Linked DNA regions of Homo sapiens: region 2 is linked to region 1. The links are chromatin loops, found by intact Hi-C in ENCODE. Cell type or tissue: dorsolateral prefrontal cortex. All regions are shown on one strand.

Evidence for each region. Hi-C counts contacts between places; a loop is a spot of excess contacts. Peaks named below come from ENCODE experiments on the same cell type or tissue, not always from the same donor. Only the 100,000 strongest peaks of a DNase experiment are listed, where the experiment ranks them.
Region 2: it touches region 1 in a loop (2.7-fold over the local background); 18 of 110 quality-filtered maps call a loop at or near these places.

The regions. Positions count from the first base shown.
Region 1 is chr21:43,655,782-43,663,781 of GRCh38, reverse strand. HSF2BP (heat shock transcription factor 2 binding protein) reads left to right here and starts at 4,294. Exons shown (of 9, transcript NM_007031.2): 1 at 4,294-4,396; 2 at 5,462-5,721; 3 at 7,045-7,195. The coding sequence starts at 5,686. RRP1B (ribosomal RNA processing 1B) reads right to left here and starts at 4,222. Exons shown (of 16, transcript NM_015056.3): 1 at 3,988-4,222. The coding sequence starts at 4,117. RefSeq lists enhancers at 421-480, 3,230-3,279 and a silencer at 4,000-4,189. In dorsolateral prefrontal cortex, a CTCF peak has its summit at 4,291; DNase peaks (open chromatin) are centred at 3,481, 4,251 and 4,771; H3K4me3 peaks cover 2,510 bases; H3K27ac peaks cover 1,917 bases.
Region 2 is chr21:43,340,183-43,348,182 of GRCh38, reverse strand. No RefSeq gene overlaps it. Among named protein-coding and RNA genes, the nearest start is that of LINC00322, 12 kb to the right of the region's middle. In dorsolateral prefrontal cortex, no CTCF peak of the experiment used is centred here; no DNase peak of the experiment used is centred here.

The sequences.
Region 1 (8,000 bases):
AAGACCAGCCTGGCCATCATAGAGTGAAACCCTGTCTCTACTAAAAAAATACAAAAATTAGCTGGGCATGGTGGTGCATGCCTGTAGTCCCAGCTACTTGGGAAGCTGAGGCAGGATAATCGCTTGAACCTGGGAGGTGGAGGTTGCAGTGAGCCGAGATTGTGCCACTGCACTCCAGCCTGGGCGACAGAGCAAGTCTCTGTCTCTCAAAAAAACAAAAACAAAGGCTGGGCACGGTGTGGCTCACACCTGTAATCCCAGCACTTTGAGAGGCCTAGGCGGGCGGATCATGAGGTCAGGAGCTCAAGACCAGCCTGGCCAACATGGTGAAACACCGTCTCTACTAAAAACACAAAAATTAGCCAGGCGTGGTGGTGGGCGCTCGCTACTCGGGAGGGTGAGGCGGGAGAATTGCTTGAAACTGGAAGGTGGAGGTTGCAGTTAGCAGAGATCGCGCTGTTGCACTTCAGCCTGGGTGAAAGAGTGAAACTCTGTCTCAAAAAACAAAAACACACAAAACAAACGAGGTAAACATCAAAGTGAGACATGTAGACATGTGAAATATTAGTAAGTTTTGAAATGAGCAAATCCAACAGCCACTCTCACCACGCAATGAGCCCAGAAGCCATTTTAGATGGGGGTAAAGTGTTAAACTTGAACACACCCCAGTGTCAGAACATCCACAACTTCTATTTATTATAACTCTTGGATAGAGAGAACCCTAACCCCATCATTATAAAAAAACTTATATCCTCCATCATCTACACTGAATCTAATATAGCATCAACCATAAGATGTACTGTTATTTTGTATGCTGCCAAAAAGAAAGCAATGATACAAATGAAATTGTCACTGGGTTGATTTTGGGATGCCTCCCCATTTTAGTCAATATTTTTAAAGTTGCAGAACTGATAAGATAGGCAGGGATGGTCTGTTTTGTTCACTGCTATATTCCCAGTGCCAAGAATAGCGTACATAATAGTACACAGTTGGCACTCCATAAATGTTTGCTAAATATATGAATGAATGAATGAATTGGGACAAATAAGCTCTTATGGATGAAAGCCATGGAGAGTGATCATTTTATGACTGTGAGCACCCAACTTGAACAGTTAAAGCAAGAGCGCAACACTGTTACTTAAAGCAATACAAAGATTTCCAATTTATTTTTAAAATGACAAAGCTATCTATTGATGTTGCTGCAGAACAGCTCATGTTTCAGGAAGAGTGATAGCTCACATTTCCTTTATGATGCCTAAGACAAGATGCAGAAAAGTTGGAGCCTGTCATCGGGAGTCGAATGTCAGGCCAAGTTATTTCCAAACTTGTGCTGTAATTGTGATGGGGCATAGCTGTGGTGGAGACCTTGTGTTTTCTTGTCCCATTATCACTGTCCACGACGTTCATGCTGCGGAGTTATTTTCTGAAGGTCCACTGTACTCCATGCAATGTGGTGGTGAACAAGATATACAAGACAAGTCACTCTGGGTGTGATAGGCACTAACCAGACAGGACTCTGGAGCACTGGTGTAAACTGGTCTTAGGCCCCCGCATAACCTCTGCATTTGCAAATCCTGGGCTGGCTCACCAAAGGGTTTGAGCAAAAGGCTCTGTCTAGGCTGTCTTAGCACCGTAAGTATTGCCTCTGGTCTTCCACTCTTGTACAGGCCAAGACCTTTTACGGTTGCATGTACTCCCACTTCTGGCTAAGAAAACAGATGGAAGCTTACGGTGTTTCGGGAGAAGGATGACACATTGATAATTAAGAAGCAATGTAGCTAAGTGCTACAACAGAGACACAATGGATGTTTTAGAACCCTGGAGGAGTAGGGCAAGATGCTAGGCGAGGCTTTTTGAAGGAAGTGATACTGAACTGAATGCTGGCAGTGAAGAAGGTGTGGGATTCTTTGCAGAGTGAACAGGAGAAGCAAAGGCAGAGAGGTGAGAAATTGTGTGCTGTACACCAAGAACCATCACCGATTCTGTTGACGGAACATGAAGCAGTTACACGGGGCTTAGGCAGGAAGAGCACCTGAGGACAGATCATGACTTGCAGACACTGAATTTCAAAAAATATTGGTGATGTGGGATCAGATTTGTTTTAGGAAGATGACCCTGGGCTGGTCTGTGGAGGACAGATTCCTGGGGACACAAGTGAAGTTAAGGAGACCAGTTGGGGAATATGCGGGCGCAGAAGTTTCGGTGAGATACAAAGAGCCCACGGTCAAGAATTTATGTCATCAGGAGGTGAACGAGGGAGGACGGGGGTCCTCCCACTGGATGTGGGCCAGGGGAAGAGGATGAGGAATTCAGAGGAGTCCAGGACAATCCCGTGTGTCCGGCTGGAATCTGAATGGCTGGTGGGAACCAGCAACCAAAAGAAAAGAAAACAGGTGGCAGTGGAGCAGCAGCAGAGAACAGGATTTCGGGGAAAGAAAACAGAACTTTTTTTGGCATCCTGAGTGTGAGGTGCCAGGTAGAGAAGCCAGGCTAGCAAGGCACATCCGAGCTGCAAGTAGGAATGGGCTGGGACAACAATTTAGGTTTAGAAACCACCAGCATATATGGGGTACCTGGAACTGTGAGACTAAACAAAATCTCTTGGGGAGATTCTTAACAGAATCAAAGTCAGGAATTTTGGTCTTTATTCCTTTTTCTATCAGACTTCCCAGGAAAGTGTATTTTCTTTTTTTGGGTAGTCTGGTGATTTCTCTTAAAAATAAAACAAACTGAGAATGTCAGTGATGGGGGAGATAATATCTGTTCTTTTAAGCAGATTCTAAATGTATTAGTACCATCAGTAACTAAATAAAACTTTATCTTAAAACCTCTATTACACATTGTAGTTCATATTGTATGGGCTCACTCAAGAGTTTATAGAAAGTATTTTTGGATCAGGTAAATGAAATCATCCAACAGCAGTGCCGTTAAAATCTAAACTACAAAGCCCTGTGTGATCTGGCCACTGCCTACATCTCCAACTTCATCTCATAACACTCGCCCCCCCAACCCCAACTTATTGGTCTTTCAAACCACTCCTAGGGCACGTGAAGCTCTTTCCTGCCTCTGCATAGGCGGTTTCCGCTCATTTCTCTTCAGATCTGAGCTGATTATCAGCCCAGAGAGGCCTTCCCAGAACAGCCTATCAAGAAGAGCAACCTCCTTCCCTTTTTGCTATTATCTGGTTTTCTTTTTCCTTTTTTCTTTTCTTTTCTTTTTGAGACGGAGTTTCGCTCTTGTTGCCCAGGCCGGAGTGCAATGCTGCGATCTCGGCTCACCGCAACCTCCGCCTCCCAGGTTCAAGCGATTCTCCTGCCTCAGCCTCCCGAGTACTGAGATTACAGGCATGCGCCACCATGCCCGGCTAATTCTGTATTTTTAGTAGAGCCGGGGTTTCACCATGTTGGTCCGGCTGGTCTCGAACTCCCGACCTCAGGTGATCCGCCCGCCTCGGCTTCCCAGAGTGCTGGGATTACATGCGTGAGACACCGCGCCCGGCCTGCTACCTGGTTTTCATTTCCTTTACTACACTTACACAAGGTCTACTTTATTTGCCTGTTTGCCTCCTTGCTTTATTACTAATAGATCCTCGAGGGTAGTGATTTTGTCTGTCTTCTCTCCTGCAGCCCCGTCACGTAAAGGTGCTGGTCAAAGGAAGGCGGCAATCACCGACCGGACACCAGGGCAAATCAGGGCAGCCCAGTGATTCGAGATGCCGGCTGGGGAATCGGACCCATGTGGGTCTTTTCTCAGCTTCCCCGCTTACTGTGACTTTCATAAGTAACGGAACCCCCTCAACCCGTTTCCTTAAGTGTAAAAAGGCACTAGACACAGCAAGAAGCGGTTCCGGCAGCGCGGAAACCGAAGCACACGCTGGGTGTCACGACAACACGTGGAAGCCGCATTCCGTGCCGGGGCCCTGGCCCTAGCCCCAGCCCCGGCCCCCGGCCCGCCATGTGGCGCGGCTGACCGCGGCCGTGCGCCCACCTGTCTCCCTCTGCGTCTTCACGCTGATGTACTGGCGCAGCTTCTTCACCGCTCGGTCCCGGATGCCCTTCTCGCTGGACGCCAGCCGCTGGGCAAATTGGATCTCGGCCGGCTGCATGGCGGGGGCCATCGCGCCCGCTGGAGCATCCCCGGCCGCGCAACCCGCGGTGCCGCTGCAGCCAGCCGAGCGCTGCGGAGCAGCCAGCCACCGTCCGCCCGGGCCGCGACTGCACAGAAGGCGGCGGCGGCGGCGCGCGGGCTGATGGCGTCACAAAGGCGCCGCGGCTCGCAGCGCGCTCTGGGAGTGAGCGCGGCAGTGGCCCTGGCAGCTGGCGGAGCGGCCCAGCCCGTGTGCACGTGGCGCCGGCGCTGCCTTTCGGTTGCCAAAATTCAGGCTGTAGACGGCGAGGTTAGCCAGGGTTAGGACTTGACCAGGAAGAGACGGAAGGCTGTTTGTAAACGGTCTAGGATTTTTTGTTTGTTTTTGAGACAGGGTCTCCCTCTGTCGCCCAGGCTGGAATGCAGTGGCGCGATCTTGGCGGTGATCCTGGCTCACTGCAGCCTCGACCTCCCAGACTCGATCGATCCTCCCATCTCGACCGCCCAAGTAGCTGAGACTACAGGCGCGCGCCATCACGCCCCACTATTTGTTATTTTTTTGTAGAGACGGTGTCTCGCTATGTTGCCCAAGCTGGTCTCAAACTCCTGGGCTCAAGCAATCCTCCCGCGGCGGCCTCCCTGATCGCTGGGATTACAGGCTTGAGCCGCCGCGCCTGGCCACGGTCCAGGATCTTTAATCCCATTTAGCACACCTCGTTGAGCCAGCAGCTTACCTGCGATCTCCGTGGCGTGGAGTTTTTAACTGTGGAGCCCCCGGGCCCCCGGGTGGAGTTGAGACTGGAAGGAAAGGCCGGCACTGGGGCCTGTTGAGCGGGTGGAGGGCTCGCCTTCCTCCAGTGCCTGCAGAGGCTTGGGCAGATCGGTGCGCCCCTACCCCGGAGCCCTGGTGCCAGTGCAAGGGCGCCCGCGCAGGCGTCCCGAGGCCTGGCGAGCACGCGCGCTTCCAGGGGAGTTGGGCAGGGCGGGCTGCTTGCTAATTCCAGAGAGGGAAGAAATCTTAGCTTTGGGTTCATCTAAAACCCGAGGCCATCCTATATTTTGCGGACTCAGCGGGCGTGCTGGGGCAAGTTAATGGACTAGGTCACTCCACACGTAGCGGGGGTTATCTCAGTTGCTCCGCTCAGTTGTCTAGGCGACCTCCCGAGGTGCCTGTTGACACAAAAATTCAACCCTTAACGTAAAAGCGCCTGAATCCGAGCGAGGGAAGGCGCGCGGAGGCGAGGTTTCCAGCAAAGACTGCCCATTTGAACGCAGTCCCCCTTAGTGTAGCATTCCTCGCCAAACAGGAAAGGACCCATCCGATTTATTTTACTTGACACTTACATCAGGGGCTGACTTTCCTTCTGCTTTGCAGATAACAAGTTTAAAACCCCGGCTAAGCCAGAAGAGCCAAAGAGGGACCTCGCCAAGGCCACTCCTCGCTCTCTAGGCCGAGAATACTGCGCAAATTCTGGGAGGTTTGGGCCTGGCGGCTCTCCGTTCCCGACCCCCGGCGTGGATTCGTTCCCGCGCTTTCTGGCGTGAGGGGTCAGAGGGCGCGCCGACGCTCAGGCGAACGGAGCGGAGGCGGCAGCGGCCATGGGCGAAGCGGGCGCCGCTGAGGAGGCCTGCCGGGTTAGTGAGGAAGCCCTGGCCGACGCCAGCGTGTTTGAACCGTCGCCATTCGCTCCCCTCAGGGCCTCGCCCCGTGCGCTCGGAGACGGCTCGCTGTCGCGTGCTTGGGGGAAGCCTGGAGACTTCCTCCCCTAACGGCGTGGGCTGGGCCGGAGCGGGGTGGAGACCTGGGGCGGGAGGCGACTTCGCCTCCAAACCCACGCGGGGACCCGGTCTGTGAGGCTGCGCGTGGTGGGGGCACTCAGTGGCGCCAAAGCGGGCATGGGAGCGTGGGATGGATGGTCACTCTCTTCTCTGCTCCGTGGAAGCCCAGTTCCCCTCCGAAGGCCCTGGCCCCCTGCTTCGGGACTTAGCGTCAGGCTTAGAGAGAATCTGCCCTCCATCGATTTTATAACTGTAACTGATTGCATGCGATGGAGAAGGCGCTTGGACTGGGGCCAGATCCGTGTTCACATCCTGCTTCCACCCGTTATTAATTGTGCTGCATTGAGAGTCATCTAGCTCCCGTGCCTTAATTTCCATCTAGACAATCTTGGAGGCTTGGGGTGAATAGTAGATGAGATCACGGGCGGAGGGCTTGGCAAACCCAGTAGGAAACCAGATGACTTCCTTTTCCTCCTGATTAGTTTGGTGCTGCAGTGATAAAAAGTTGCAGGCGTTTTCTTTGACTTTTAGGAATAGAGCTCTTGTATGACTTTTCTTTTTCGTGGTCTTGCTCTGTTGCCCAGACTGGAGTGCAGTGGCACGATCATAGCTCACTGCAGCCTCCAACTCCTGAGCTCAAGCCTTCTTCCCGTGTCAGCCTGCTGCGTACAGGCGCCGGCCACCACACCTGGCTAATTTTTGTATTTTTAGTGAGATGGAGTTTCACCATACTGGTCAGGCTGGTCTTGAACTCCTGACCTCAGGTGATCCACCCGCCTCGGCCTCCCAAAGTGCTGGGATTACAGGCGTGAGCCACTGCGCCGGGCCTCCTGGGCACGTTTTCATATTTTTGTAGTGACAGGGTCTCTCCATGTTGCTCAGACTGGTCTTGAACTCCTGGCCTCCCAAATTCCTGGGATTTCAAGTGTGAGCCACCATGCCTGGCCTGTTTGTCCTTATTATTTTTAACATCTGGCTCCCTTTTTGAAGGCTGAAGCTTCAGCTTTCAAAATGTTTGTATGTACATAAAATATATCTATAGCAGAATATACAGTAGGTAGAGACATGATTTGAAACAACGATGCACATAAGAGGTGTGAAAGAAAAGCAAGTTAACTTGAGCTGTTGTTTTTTTTCTCATGTGAAGAGAAATATAATAAGATCTGCTTGTTCTTTTAGCACATGGGAACTAAAGAGGAATTTGTTAAAGTCAGAAAGAAGGATCTGGAACGGCTGACAACTGAAGTGATGCAAATACGGGACTTCTTACCCAGAATACTAAATGGGGAGGTGCTGGAGAGCTTCCAGAAATTAAAGATTGTAGAAAAAAGTGAGTCTTCATTTTCAGCAGTCATTGGTGGTAACAGTAATTTGTTCTAGCAGATTTACCCTAGGTAAATAATTGTAAACGAATTTTAAGGTACTCTTACAGTCCTTGTGATGATATTTGGGAGAGTCTGATGACCTAAGAAAGGGAGGTTTCCTCAGTGTAGTGACTTGGACATATGTAAGTTGGTATAAGTTGGTTGCCAGTTTTCTGAGCATCTATTAACAGCTTCTCTTTCTCTCTCTCTTCATTGGCAGAAGAATTTTATACTTTTGATAACTGAAAAGCTCTATTCTGAAAATTAAGTACTTACTGTGTAAGTTAAGGATCTTGCCAAATGGAAACCTTGCATGGAGTTTACTTGTCAGTAGAGATAGCTGGAAGTGTGTTCACTTATCTTTAGGTGGATGGGTGAGCCAGTATCTAGAACTGATTGAAGTTTAGGCTTTCTGGTGTCCATTCAGACTTTTGAGATTTGAGCTGAGCTGTTATGTTGAATACCAGTTTAGGAGCCTATTGAAGTTCCTGGACATACTCTGAGATTGTCTCAGCACTTGCTTGATTGAGGCCAAATCATGATTAAATCAGCCTTTGACGGTAAAGGCCAATTTACTGCATGACATTTGGTTGTTATCCCTCCCTGTGTGCCCTCTAGAAAAGGTGCATCCAGGGGGCCCAGGTAGCTGTAGCACTTGTCCAGACAAGAAGATAGCTCACCCCGAGAATATGAGTTTCTGGCATGTGCAAACGTATCTGGTCAGTGGGCCAGCCACATCCAGTTAGAAGGGACAGTTCTCATCCACCGTAC
Region 2 (8,000 bases), 320 kb after region 1:
CCCATGTCTGACCACAAGCTAGGAATGATTCTAACATTTACAAATGGTTGGGGAAAAGAGAAGGCTTTGTGACACATGAAAGTTAAACAGAATTCCCATTTCCAGGTCCATAAACACAGTGTAATTGGCACAAGCCACACCCACTTTTCCACATCTGTGGATGCTTCTGCACTTTGAGGGCAGAGACCGCAAGGCCCCTTCCGGAGACGGGGTGCCGACCAGAGGCCCCTCCAAGAGACGGGTGTTTCTCATTCAGCCGGCTCAGGCTGACTACGAATTCAGCCTCTGCCAAAAATGCCAGAATCCTTCGTCGTGGTTTTTATGCCCTACATTTTTTTCTAATATGCAAGAAAACCAATCTATGACTGTTCAAAAGTAGACGCTAAAATCCCATTCCACCGCAAGCATCCTAAGGCCCTGCCTGATTTGAGGCCTCTTCCCACCGGGTGTCCTGGGGTCCCTGGGTCCTGACGTCCCTTCCCTGCCTGGGCTGTGACGGTCACCAGGCTAACAGGGCCAGAGCCGGGCTGGGGGCCGGCACTGTGGACGGGGAAGGAACCTGCCAGGCACATCTGTCCTCTGTCGGTCGGTCTTGAACAGTGAGGTGTGGCTCCATCACATGCTCTGGAAGAAGAGTTCAAAAAGGTCTAAGCTCTTCGTGTGCTCCTCAGATGAATGGAGGGGCCGCTGGCTTGTTTCCTGGGAGTGTGTGCTTGGGTTGTGATGGGGCGTCTGTTCTCAGGCCCACGGTCTGACCAGTCATTTGTGCTTTGGGGCAGTGGGGGAGCCATCTGGAAGGTGCGGGTGCCTGCTTTCTGTAGGGTTGGGGGTTCACCCTTGCCTTTGCAAGTGGGCCTGGTGGGAAAGGCGGGCCCTGGGGTCCCAGCCACATGGCCTGGGGTTTAGGTAACCACAGGGTTCCTTGGTGGCAGTTGGGGGTGAGGGCCGAGGGCTTCTCAGTACCAACTGAAAGGTCAGGCCCAGCCACTCAAAACTGCTGGTGGGTTCCAGGGCCTGTGGACTCCACTTTACACCCAAAACAGACAGATGGGGGTGACGCCAGAGCTCCCCAAGGGGTACGGAGACCTGGGTGGTCCCTGGCCCCCTCACTGTGGTCTGGGAGCTGCCGGATCATGGGACACGAAGACCCTATCTCAGAAACATTCTTCTGGGACTGCTATCTTGGCCCAAGCTGCAGAGTCCAGCGTGGTCGTTCCTGGCAGAGGGGTAAGTCAGCAGCAGGCCGGGAAGCAAAGGCTCACAGACCTCACTCCTCAGCCTGCTGCAGGCAGGCGGTGGTCACACTCCTGACCCGGGACTTGGAATTCCTGGATGGTGTGTGCCGTGGGGGCACCCGCACAGACGAGGCCCTCCAGGGACAGTGGCTGCCCCTCCCCAAGCAGCCAGGCCAGGTACTGGGTAGGCCTAGAACCTCCTCTGGGCCTCCCACTGCACCATCTCCCAGCCCTGTTCAGTGGGCCCCGAGCTGGGGAATGGTGACCGTCCACGGCTGGCTGGAAGCCTCCGAGTGCAGCAGAGCCTGTGTGTGCTTCCCCTGAGGCGGGCCTGCCGTCCACAGACGCTCACTTCAAGCTGCCTCTGCCCTTGGGAGCCCTCTGGAATGAGGGGATGCAGGGGGAGGCCTGGCAGGAGGCTGCCTGGTCCTTGGGGCAGGTGAAAAACATGTCTTCTGCAGGAGGAGGGGGTGGTGGAGCCTCAGCAGGCCCTTGAGCGGGGCCTCCCTGACAGCCAGAGATGCAGAGGAAGAAGCAGCGTGGGTTAAAATGGGGCCAGGACAGGCTCGGGGTGGAGGGGCTGCTTCATGAAAGAAGGAGTGGGGCAGGAAAGAGCAGAGGAACCCGCAGGGAGGGCCTCCATCCAGGAGGACAGGAAGGACAGGCCCCCGCTCAGCTGCACGTGACTCAGCCCGAGCGCTTTCTTACTCACAGTTCCCGGGCCTTGCCTGTTCTCATTGGATCACGTGGTGGATACGGGATTGACCACGACCCTCCACCCCGCCCAACTCAGGGTGATGTGTTGCCTAATCTTTTGCTCCTGTTGGCAGAAAATAAGCCAGTAACACTGTCCCCTAGAGAGGCCCAGGGAGCCCCTGCATCAGCTCCAGAGGCCCCTGGAAAGACGTGATTAAAATGAAGGAAGTCAGAGGTCGTCCTCACTGAGCTCTGGCTGGGCACACGCTTCTCATACCCTCTCGGCGACGGGGAACTGGGGCTCTGCGGGCCGATGCCTCAGGCCCAGATGAGATGGTGGGGTCTGGGCGGCCGGGCACCCTTCCTCCTCCGCCAGCCCTGGAGCAGGCGCTAACCCACGTCCGTGGGAGTTCTCACGTGGTCAGCCCCAAACCCGGCTCCCAGCCAGAGTGTGGTCTGGAGCGGGGTCCAGATCAGAGACAACTTCTAGGATCTGCTTGAGCTGGGAGTGAGGAGCCTCTCCGGAGGGGGCTGGGGCACAGGGACGCACACACCCAGGTCGAAGAGGCTCCCAGGCAGCTCGATACGTATCTACAGGAAGCAGTCAGAGAGCGCGGGCACCCGGCTTCCCTGCACCTCGGATGGACCGCTTGGGACTTGCATGGAGGCCCTTGTGATGTCGCCAGGGAGGCAGGGGGCCACGCTGGCCCTCGCTGCAGTGTGGGTTTCTGGGGCGTCTTCTCTGCAGGGAGAGATGCCTGTGGGAAGGGGCTGCTCCCCTGCCCTGGGAAGTTCTGACACCCGGCAGAAGTGGAGACGTGAGAGAGCATGGCCCCAGCTGTCTATTCAGTTGTTCCTTGGTTTTCTCATGCATTCGTGTGACTCCTGTAGCAAGGGTCCACCATGTGCCATGCTCATAAGCAGCCTTTCCAGTCTGTAATGCAGCCCCCAAGGTGAGGCGAGAGGGGCCCTGGGAGACCAGGGCCGTCGGTGGGCGGTGACCTGGCTTTGACGCACAGCATTCACCAGTTCCCGTGGTGCAAACACTCCCAGCATGGCCGATTCCAACCTACCGACGTGAAGTCACGAGACACTGTTGGGACGAAACGCCCCAGTCCATAAGCTGGGGCCCCCAGCCACCAGCCACAGCTTAGGTCCAGCCCAGGGAGGTCAGCGGCGGTGCAAGGAAGCTGTGTTCCCTTAGTTTAAAGTGAGAATATTGAGATCTCGAGAGGCGGACAGGCTGCGCAAGGCCACATGTGCAGTGAGAAGCAGAACGGACCCAGATGCAGACCTTCCTGTGCAACTGAAGGTCCCTGCCTTTCTCTGCCCTCTGACTGCTGCTCTGGCAAGGTCGGGTGGGGGCTGGGGGCCTGGAGACTGGCTCACTCCCAGCAGAAGCCCCTGCCTGCCGCCCCCGGGTGGGGCCTGGGGGCGGCCGTGCAACACCAAGTGGCGGAGAGCAGCCCGATCTTCCTCCCAGCCTCGGTCTCAGGGCCCTGGGCTCCTGCCAGTCTCCCTCTCGCCAAACTCGGCTTCCTTCCTGGGTGCCCTGGGCTTGGAGAACATTCAGGCAGGTCGGGGCAGAGCCCGCAGCGTCGGTGTGCACCCCCAGGAGCCCCCACGCAGGCTTTCTCCTTGCACTCCTTGTTTGGAAACAGCAGTGTTTGCTTTTGAAGGGCGCCGGGGTATACACTGCACTTAAAGGAGGACCGCTGAGTATTTTCTTAACGGAAGAGCAAATATTTACGTCTTAGGAACTAAAGGGCAGTTTGGCGTGTGTGGGATGTTGACTCTCGACTGGGGGCGGGCAGGGAAACCAACCCTTGGCTGCCTTTGGCCTTGCTCGGCCAAAATGAGCAGAGGCGTCTGCCTTGGTCTGGGTGCCACCTGGGCCTCTATTTACCTGCCAAGAGAGAAGGAGGGCCGAGGCGGCTGTGCCAGCGACTGCTCCTCATCTTGGGGTGACTGAGCAACCCTCGATCAGCCCCCTCCTGACCATCACCTTCCCCAGCGGGTGGGGTGGGGGCAGGGGTCCTTCCGCCTCTCTGGCTTTTGCTGTGCCTGAGGGCAGAAGCCCTTGCTTGGTCCCCCCTCCAGCCCTGCCCACACTTGCTGGTGATGGCCACCAGCCCTGCCACGTGGGGAGCACGACCGCCAGCCTGCTGTGCGTCGGCAGATGGAGACTGGGCCAAAGGGTTAAGTTATTAAAGGTAAACACACACACCTGCAAAGGCTAGTGCAGCGGGGGAGGCAGCCGGAGGGGATGCAGGGGAGCCCACCGGGAGAATGGAGCCTCTTAAGGACCCCCAGCAACCACTTCCTGGGCTGGTGAGCTGCAGCTGGAGCCCCTGAGTTCACCCAGGCCTGGGGCCTGTCTTTGGGGCCCGCTGACACCAGCCCGGCCCAGGAGTGCCAGCCTGGCCCAGGAGTGCCGGTCCTGCCCAGGAGTGCCAGCCCGGCCCTGCTATGGGAGCACACGGGGCGCTCTGGGAAGCAGGCTGGTCCTGACCCCAGCAGGAGATGCAGTTCAGGGACCTCCCCAGAGCGGGGTCCTACCGAGATGCACCTGCCTGTCTGCTGATTGTTTGGCTTCCTAACCCCATGGCAATCCTGCTGCATGCTTCTGGAAGTTTCCACCAGCAATCCCACGAGCTCTGGGTCTGCACTTCAGCTATCTGCATGGAAAAGGGCACCTATTTTGTGAGTAACCTGGGTGTCCGTGGCCCCAATTCAGAGGCAGGGTTGTCCCTGAAGCTGCCAGTGGCCCTGGGTTTCTGGGAGCAGAGGGTCAGCACAGTACAGCAGCGTCCCCGCCCAGGGCAAAGCCAGGACAAGGCCTTATATATAGGCCAGGAGAGGGGAGGGCGGTGGCTCTCTGCTGGGCCGCCAGACGGAAGGTAAACAGCGCCGGGGACTGGTAGCTCCTGTCTCCAGGCAGGAATGCACAGGCCGCGCCTGAGGCAGGTGCGTCCCCAGGGAGGGTTCTGCCCTCTGAAGGCCACCCACACAGGTGGCCTCTGCAGTGGCTGAGAGGTCACAGGCTGCTGTGTTCCCCATCCTTACCCAGCTGTGACCGCCCAGTGAACTTGGGCTGTGCACACAGAGCGGTTTCTCTGCACAGCAGAGCGTCATGTCCACCGTGTCCCGTGACTGTCTGCCTCACGTATCGGATAAAGGTGGCTGGAGCCAGTTCTCACCCCGGGCTGCCTGTCGGGGGCAAAGGTGCCCTGGGGGGGGGCCTCACATCATCGTCCTCAACCCCAGTCTCGTCCCACCCACCTGGACCCACCCTGACCCTGAACAGCTGCCCCATTGTCAGCCCCCAGGTGGCCATTCTCAGCCCGTGGACACCCTGATCCTTCATGCCAACTGAGTGCAGGGCAGAGGGTCTCAGCCCCAGCTGCACAGTGTGTGTGTCGTGGAGGGGACAGAGAAACGGTCAAAATCCTGAGACACGCTCTCTGCCGTTATGCATGTGAACGTGTGCTTGCATTGCATACACACATATGTGCTGTGTACATGTGTGCACACATTTTGCACACGTGTGTGTGCTCGTGTCCTGTACATGTGCTTGATGTGTGTGTGCGTGCATATGTATGTGCAAGTGAGTGTGTTGTGTGGGTGTGCACGGGAATGTGTGTGTAAGCCCAAGTGTATGTGTATGTGTATATGTGCACGTGTGTGTATAAGTATGTGTGTGCATGAGTGCGTGTATGTGTGTATGCGTGCGTATGTGTGTGCATGTGTATGTGTGTGCATATGTGTGTGTGCATGTGTGTATGAGTATGTGTGTATGCGTATATATGTGTATGTTTGTGTATGTGTGTATGTTTGTGTATGTGTGTGTGTGCGTGTGTATGTTTGTGCATGTGTATGAGTGTGTGTGTGTGCATGTGTATGTTTGTGTGTGTGTGTGTGCACGCGCCTATTTAAGGATGCACAGGTTGCTCCTGCAGGCTGGCAGCGTGTGTCTGTGGAGCAGTGGGTGGCGCTCACCAGGGCAGCTGAGATCTCCATGGTGGCTCCAGTCTGGTGGGGTCTAAAGGGCGCCCCAGGCCTCCCATTATGCAGCCCAGCTCCCATGTGGCTCTCAGAAGACTCGTTCCGTGTGTCCGTGTGGCGGTGAGCCGCCCTGGCGAGGATCTTCTGAAAGATGAGACAGTCCCTGGGAGGCTGACGGAGGCCAGCAGCTGTAGCTCCCACTAGCTGCTGTTAAGAAGCCCAGGTATAAAGGGACCCAGAGGAAATAGGACACGGCCCACATGCCGCTCACCCCCTGCAGAGGCTGCCCTGCATGACCCCATGTGCCACCACACATGGCACATGGCCCCCATGTGCCACCTTCACACCCCTGGGGCAGGCACGGCGCCTGCCTCACAGCCTGTGGGCACCCTGGCCTGAATTCCTGCCATGCTTCAAGTGCCACTCGGGCCACACCGCCAATGACCACAGCCAAGGGGCCACCATCCGCCGGGAACAGGGAGACGAGCAGGGGCTGGCCTGGCAGGCAGAACCTGTGGCTTCATGGGGCCACCGTCCCCACCAGGAGCTTCAGAGTATCTGCCTCTCCCTGACCTCTGGGGAGCCCCACAAGCCATGTTGGCTGCCCCCTGAAGAGCAGCTGATGACCTCAAATAGCAGGCCTCACGCCAGAGCCCCCCTCACCCCGGGCAGCCTAGGGCTGCCAGCTGGGGCAGTGGCAGCTGCCCGGGGAGCTGGGAGCCTTTGATTTGCGTCAGTGCTGAGCTGGCCAGGAGGGGCTCACGCCGGGTGCTCAGCAGCTACTGGGAGTCACGGTGACATCACAGCTCTGGGGATGCAGAGAGGGTCCCGCAGGGAGACAGGGGTGGCTATATGCAGCCCAGTGCTGAGCTCACACCCCTGTCTCCCCAGGAGCTGGGTTTTTAAAAGCAGTTTCCATGATACAAGCACCAGGTCAGTCCCCTAAGAGAAGGCGGAAGCTGGAGAATTGTCTCTCCCAGGACGGGCTGCCCTGACGGCCCCCAGCAGCAGTGGGCCGGCCACCCTGTGGCCACCAAAGGACTCCAGCTAATTGAGGGGCTTGGCAGGAGCCCTGGCCACGGCTGGAAACCTGCAATTTCACTGAAAGGGTCCTCAAAGGATACTCCTGAGAAACACAGTGGCCAGGAGGGGCGAGAAGAAGGTGCACTTCGTGGGGTCCCTACAGGGCGCTCCAGGGAGCGTCAGGCGTGAGTGCAGCACTTCCCTGGGAAAGAGCCGGGTTTGAGTCCAGCTATGTGACCCCACGTGTGTCTCCTCCCGACCGCCCTTCGTCACCGACCCCGCCCACCCAGGAACAGAAGATGTGAGTCATCTCTGACATTCCACGCTTTATCCTCGCAAAGGCCTCCCAAGAAGGCAGCTCCCCCAACCCCTCCAACCTACCTTGAGTCAGTCAACAGCCCAGGCACCGTCCAGGTGCCCCCGCCAGCAGGCTGCCCCCAACTCCTGGCAGCAACTGCCCCCGACAGCCTGACCTGCCTCCCTCAGCTCACCTCTGCAGACGCCCTCTGCTCCTCGGCTCAAACACCCCACCTCAGCTGATTGCTGAGCTCCAAGACGGCCCCTCTCCCCAGGCTGGAGGGCGCATGCCGGGGCCACAGCTCCTGGCCTGGGAAGGGGACTCTGCTGGTCATCGGGGCTGGCTTTAAACACTGAGGACAGACTGACTTGTGTTTAAAGACCCTGGGCAGAGCGTGCTCACTGGGTCCCATTCCCAGCCACAAGGAGAGCTGGGTGCCCCTGAGGTTCCTTGCTGGGGGTCCGTCCAGTCCCAGGCCAGGTGGGACCAACAACTCCACTGACCTGCAGCCCACTCGGGGTGCGAGGTTGGGAGCCCTGCCTAGAGGCAGATGCTGACGCCTTGGTCATCTTTGGAGGGCACCTCTCCCTCATCAGGGCCTGTCCCTCCTCCCCAGCCCCTGCAGCCCACCCCCACCTGGTGATGTCCCTGGACAGAGGTGCCGCCCTGACGGAGGAGGCCGTCCTACCAGGCGCTATCGTGTTGTCTCCCTAAGCCAGCCTGGCTCTTCACGGACCGTGCTC